2 separate regions of the Homo sapiens genome follow, and region 2 is linked to region 1. The links are chromatin contacts, found by Hi-C or POLR2A ChIA-PET in ENCODE. All regions are on one chromosome and are shown on one strand. The core of a region is the stretch at or near the end of the contact, and the rest is flanking DNA. Distances in the headings are between cores, read along the strand shown.

Region 1 (3,185 bases), core at 426-2,925:
AATAAAATGCCCTAAACTGGATGACTCACAGTTGTAGAGACTGGAATTCCAAGATTAAGGTGCCAGCATGGTTGGTGTCTGGTGAGGGCCTTGCAGACGGCCACCTTTTTGATGTGTCCTCACATGGTGAAGACAGAGAAGTCTTTCTTTCTTCATCTTCTTTTCCCTCCTAGCTTTATTAAAGTATAATTGACAAATAAAAATTTTGTATACTCAAAGTATACAACATTATGATTTGACATACGTATATTTTTGTGTAATGATTACCACAATCAAATTAATCAACACTTCTATTACCACACATAGTTGCACTTTTGGTTTGTCCAAGAGAAGTGAGGACACTTAAGGTCTACTCTTTTAGCAAATTTCAAATAAACAATAAAGTATTAACTATAGTCACCATGCTGTATATTGGAACTTATTCATCTTAGAACTGAAAGTTTGTACTCTTCAACCAGACCAACATCTCCTCATTTCCCCCACAGCCCGGAATATGTAAGACCTGAAACTGTAAAACTCCTAGGAGGTTTATATGTTCATGCCTGTAGTTCCAGCTACTTGGGAGGCTGAGGCAGGAAGATAGCTTGAGCCCAGGAGTCTGATGCCATGGCTATGATTGTGATACTGCTCCACTAAACTCCAGCCTGGGTGACAGGGTAAGACCCTGTCTGTCTAAAAAAAAAAAAAAAGGATGGGGCAGGGGGATGCCCCTTGACATTGGCCTTGGCAAGGATTTTTTGGATATCACTCCAAAAACACAGGCAAAAAAGCAAAAAATAAGAATAAACAGACGGGACTACATAAAAGTAAAATGCTTCTTCACAGCAAAGGAAACAATCAACAAAATGAAAGGCCAACCTACAGAGTGAGAGAAAATATTTGCGAACCACATATGTGATAAAGGTTTAATATCCAAAATATATAAGGAACTCATACATCTCTTTCTCTTCTTTTAAGGCCACAGTCCTACGGGATTAGGATCCTTCCCTATGACTTCATTTAACCTTAATTACCTTCTAAAGACCCTATTTCCAGATACAGTCACACTGGGAGTTACAGCTTTAGGATATGAATTCCAGGGGGAAAGGGGGGGCATACAGTTCAGTCCATATCAGTTAAGAACGTTATAAAGGCATTTGTCCACAAATCTTTCAAATCTGATTAATTTATTAATTGGTATTAATACAAACTTGTGTTAAAAAGGACTTAAGGTCATCTGGTTTAATTTTCTCTTAAAAACGGAAACTCCTTCTCTAATCGGGGTGTTTCTAAAGAAAATACTCGAGGATTTCTTGATTTCTATGTCTCTATGTTACCTTTTATTCTTCATAAGTAAAAGTAATAATTTAATATCTTTTAAAAGTTTTTCACTATCTGAAAACACCCAAATCAACTTGCAAGGACTGCGCTTTTAAAACAGTAAGTTTTATAAGGATATATATTTTTTTTCAGTTGTATTTCTCAATTGAGTGAAAAAATATGTAGTATTAAATCTCTGTTCTCTTGCTTCACTTTCCCTTTTACTCCGAGGGACAACAAAACAGTACTGGCTAACTACTCTATTAATGGTGCACTCTCCAGGAACTGCAGTCCCCACTGTGCTGCCATTACAAGTAGTCAGAAAAGGTCATTGTGACTTAAAGTGAGCGCTGCAGGTGAAACAAGCTGGATCCATGAGTCAGTGATGACTCATTCTCAGATCATTCTGCCATGCGAAGCTTAACAGCATCTGGTATGAAAAACTCCACAGACATGCCAAGTTATTCACAATTGTTTCATGTACATTATTTCCAGTCTTCAAATTTAACAAATGTTTATTATTAGTTTATCGTAAACAGGGACTGTTCTCAGTCAACAAACATTTACTGAGCTTCATCTCTGTGCACTGGATGGCACTGGGGATAAAATACAAATAGGATATGCAGTGACTTCTACAGTAATGAGAAGGAAACCCCAGAGCCTTGGCCAGTGCAGATAAAACCTGGCCTTTTCTTTGACTCCACACCAGCAGAGACTCAGACACCCACATGTTCTCCTTCATGAATACTCACAGACTTATCATTACCACCTGCTTCAGCACCATCAAGGCTCAGCTCATGGTGCCATTGATTTCTGCTTCGAATCACCAGAGCAGCCCAGACTCCCAGGTCATCCTTTATCCCTCAGATTTTTATCTTCCTGTCACTTCATACAAATAACTCCTAATCCATCGCCCATGCTACTTCAAGCTCTGAAACCCTTCCACTGTAAATTCTTAGACTCAAGATCAATCGGGAGCAAAATCTCCCGTATCTTCAGACTATTCTCTGAATGCTTCCTTTGCCATCTTGCTAAAAACTGGGTCACCCTAAGCTCACTGCTTTCCTTGTAGAACCCCTAAGTGGAGGGTATTTTCTCTCTAAAACCCTCTTGCTGCTGGTCTCTGAAGGAGATTGTTATATGCCTTCCTTGTCATCACCACTTCAGACCACTTCTCTTTCCCATTTCCTGACTTCCCCTTTCCTGCTACTGCTACACACACACAGAGCTTTACACAACAGGTCATCCAACTAGAACACCGACTGGTCCTTCTAGTTGTGCTCCTCTTCAGATCCCCAGATTACTCTCTCACTGCCTAAAGCTTTTAGAGCCTGGCTCAATGAACTCTTTCCAATTCTATTATTGCCATCATTTTTGGTGGTTTTTAATATTCATGTCGATGATCCTTTCAATGTCTTAATCTCTAAGTTCCTTGACACTCTATCTTTCAAGAATCTATCTCTCAACCATAGTTTACCCATTTACCTCCAAGGTCACACTTTTGGCTTTATTATTACCATAAACTACAAATAATCTAGTCTCATGGTTACGAAGGATTTGTACTCTGATGACCCTCAAATTTTATCGTCAGCTGCATATCTTCTCTGAAATTAAAAATTACAAACTAATTCATAATTTGCCTATATGTACCTGCTATGCTCATTCACCGCAAGAGTGTGCTAGGCCCAACAGTATTGTATTTAAAGATCAGAAAATCTTAGCTTTATTTCCAGCTCTGATACTTACCTTTATATGCAAGTTGTTGTTCCCAATTCCTCTCTGTTCCCTATAAGAGGATTATACTCCCCCTGCTTCTAGCAACAGGCTTGGATATGTGACTTGGTTTAGTGAAAGAAATATAAACAGAGTGTTTTATGCTAAGTCTT
Region 2 (3,185 bases), core at 191-2,690, 100 kb before region 1:
CCCAAGAATAGGAACTAAGACTCACAAGCTTTAGCTTCAGCTCTGCCAATAATCAACTGTATGATGTAGGTGAGTTAGAACTTTGGGTTTGCAATGTTCCTCATCTGTGGAAATCTGTAAAAATGTCTTCACATTTTATTAAAAAGTCTATTGTTTTAAATTTTTCTCATCCATGTCTCAGCACCTGTTGACTCTTCTCTGCTATATCCTGCCTACAAAGAACTTTTTTTTTATTTTTAACTTCATTTTCATTGTTGACACTACTACAGATAGATAGAACATTTTTAAAGTGTTTCAGTTAACATAGTAAGAAGTAGAATTTAGTTTGACTTTATAAACTTGTAAAACTGGAATTATCTTTGGTAAATCCAAATCCTTATGTAATGTACACATTTATAAAAGAATACGTTTAACATTCATCAGGTATTTCTTGATCTATTTCTGTGATGGAATGCTCATTATTTTATATTTTTCTTTTGTTTGTATTTAAGAAAAATTTCCAAAAGTTTAATTTTTATAAATTTTATTAAATGTGTGTTAAAAATTCAAACACATTTATAATTAATGTATTTTATTAGCTTTTCTGTCCTTAAGCATTATAACAACCACCACTGTCTCTAATGGAATAGTTGACAGCTAATTTGATTTTCTAACTATTTATATGTTTATTTTCATTAAATACTTTAACTCCTTCTTCCAAATAATATTTTATATTAAGTAGGGTAAAAACTTTGAAATAATGATGCCACATTAATAAAATACTTATTTGAATGAAATATTTAAAAAATTAGAAAGGATTTGAGTACATTTGATACATTCAACATAATATGGGAGCTTGATAAAATATGAAATGCCAAAAATAAATTCGCTGTACCATTAAAGTTTTTCCAACTAGTTTTTCCTTTTAGCATAAACTTCTTCTTTCTAATAAAGAAATTTTATTCATATTCATTGGCCAATATCCCATGACAATGATCCATGTGCTAAATATAAGCTTTAATGGTTTGCGATGATGAAATTGTTTCCAGGTTCTACAACCTAAGAAAGGAGGTTTTATGAGAATTATCTAGGGTAATCAATAATTAAGGATTTTAGACTTTGGAAGAGATCTTAGTGTTTACCTTTTTCTTTTTATAGTTCAAGTAGGCAGTGAGATAAGGAGATTGTCTAAAACAACATAGCCATTAGGGTCAGTGACAGAACTGGAAGCCAGCTCTCTGAAATCCTGTTTCTCTTCTGTATTATCTATATGAGATAAGGGGCTTTATGGCAGGAGTCAACAAACTATAGTTTATAGACCAGATGCGGCCTGTATCTGTTTTTGCAAGTACAGTCATATGTTGCTTAATGATGGGAATACAATCGAGAAATGCATCATTAGGCGGTTTTGTCATTGTGTGAACATCATTAAGTGTACTTACGCAAACCTATAGAGGGTACAGCCTGCTACACACCTGGGTTATGTGGTACAGCCTATTGCTCCTAGGCTACAAACCTGTTCAGCATGTTACTCTTCTGAATACTGCAGACAATTGCAACAAAAAGTTAAGTATGTGTGTATCTAAACATGGAAAAGGTAGAGTAAAAATATGGTATAAAAGATATTAAAAAATGGTACATCTGTATAGAGTACTTACCATGAATGGAGCCTGTAGGAGAGGAAGTTGCTCTCGGTGAGTCAGTGAGTGAGTGGCGAGTGAATGTGAAGGCCTACGGCATGACTGTACTCTATTGTACACTTTATAAACACTGTGTACTTAGGCTACTCTATGTTTATAAAAAGAAATTTCTTCAATAATAAGCTAACCTCAGCTTACAGTAGCTTTTTTACTTTGTAAACTTTTTAGTTTTTTGAAACTTTTTGACTCTTTTGTACTAATACAGGTTAAAACACAAACACATGCAACTGCACAAAATATTTTCTTTATATTCATATTCTCTAAGCTTTTTTCTATTTTAAAAATATTTTATTGGCTGGGCACAGTGCTTCACACCTGTAATCCCAGCATTTTGGGAGGCTCAAGCAGGAGGATCACCTGAGGCCAGGAGTTCAAGACCAGCCTGGTCAACATGGTGAAACCTTATCTCAACTTAAAATACAAAAATTAGCCAGGTGTGGTGGCACACGCCTGTAATCCCAGCTACCTGGGAGGGTGAGGCAGGAGAATCACTGGAACCTGGGAAGTGAAGGCTGCAGTGAGCCCAGTTCGTGCTACTGCACCCCAGCCTGGGCGACAGAGTGAGACTCTGTCTCAAAAAATATATATATATATATATTTATTTTTTGAACTTTTTAACCTTTTTGTTAAATATGAGACACAAACACACACATTAGCCTAGGGCTACACATGTTCAGGATCATCAGTATCATAGTTTTTCATGTCCACATCTTATCCCACCAGAAGGTCTTCCACGCATAACGCACATAGAGCTACCATCTCCTATGATACCTTTTGAAGGATCGACTTGCAGCAGTTTTACAGTTAACTTTTTTTTTCCCTGTAACTAGAAGAAGTAAACTCTATAATAACAATAAAAATATAGTATAATAAATTCATAAACCATTTACATAGCCATTTGTTATCATCAAGTATTATGTACTGTACATAATTGTGTGTCCTATACTTTTTACAACTGGCAGCACAATGGGTTTGTTTATGTTGATGAAAAGAGTCAAACTCTGTAAAATATTTAAAGAGATTTACTCTGAGTCAAGGATGAGTGACCAATGGCCCGTGACACAGCCCTCAGGAGAGCCTGAGAACATGTGCCCAAGGTGGTCAGGGCACAGCTTGACTTTATACATTTTAGAGAGACATGAGACCTCAATCAATATGTGTAAGATGTACATTGGTTTGGTCTGGAAAGGCGGGACAACTAGAAATTGGGGCTTCCAGGACATAGGTAAATAAGAGACAAAAGTTTGCATTCTTTTAGGTCTTTTTGGGTCTTTAATCAGCCTTTCACTGAATATAAAATTTACATGTAAGAGGAGAGTAGAGGAATAGTCACTTGTGTCTTAGTCTGACTCAGTGAATCTGCATTTTTACATAAACAATAGGGCAGAGGAAGCAATCCAATAATGCAGGTGAGCAGAGATGACTCTGAGTTCTGTCTGTCCTTTGTCCTGCCCCTGAGAAGATAAGCTATCAGTTTACATTGCCAGGGTGAAATTCAACAGAACT

What was found. Hi-C counts contacts between places; a loop is a spot of excess contacts on that map. ChIA-PET counts read pairs that join two places held with the same protein, here RNA polymerase II (POLR2A). Pooled maps may share reads with other maps.
Region 2: a loop to region 1 is called in a map of IMR-90, with 2.7 times the contacts of the local background. The contact joins two enhancer-like sites. A Hi-C loop is called at or near these places in 4 of 168 maps with a recorded cell type or tissue (IMR-90, PC-3, PC-9 and 1 more), 1 of 37 single-sample maps with no recorded cell type and 5 of 50 pooled maps. POLR2A ChIA-PET finds 5 or more read pairs at or near these places in 2 of 52 experiments (AG04450 and GM12878).

Annotation. Positions count from the first base shown.
Region 1 is chr10:90,318,186-90,321,370 of GRCh38, reverse strand. No RefSeq gene overlaps it. Among named protein-coding and RNA genes, the nearest start is that of LINC02653, 220 kb to the left of the region's middle. RefSeq lists enhancers at 890-1,623, 1,624-2,359. Within about 2 kb of position 1,675, at least 2 of the 41 ENCODE cell types and tissues checked have a DNase peak (open chromatin) inside an H3K27ac peak, as active enhancers do; they include PC-3, where a contact is called at or near this core.
Region 2 is chr10:90,417,571-90,420,755 of GRCh38, reverse strand. All of the region lies in intron 3 of LINC02653 (long intergenic non-protein coding RNA 2653), which reads left to right. Among named protein-coding and RNA genes, the nearest start is that of LINC02653, 120 kb to the left of the region's middle. Within about 2 kb of position 1,440, at least 3 of the 41 ENCODE cell types and tissues checked have a DNase peak (open chromatin) inside an H3K27ac peak, as active enhancers do; they include PC-3, where a contact is called at or near this core.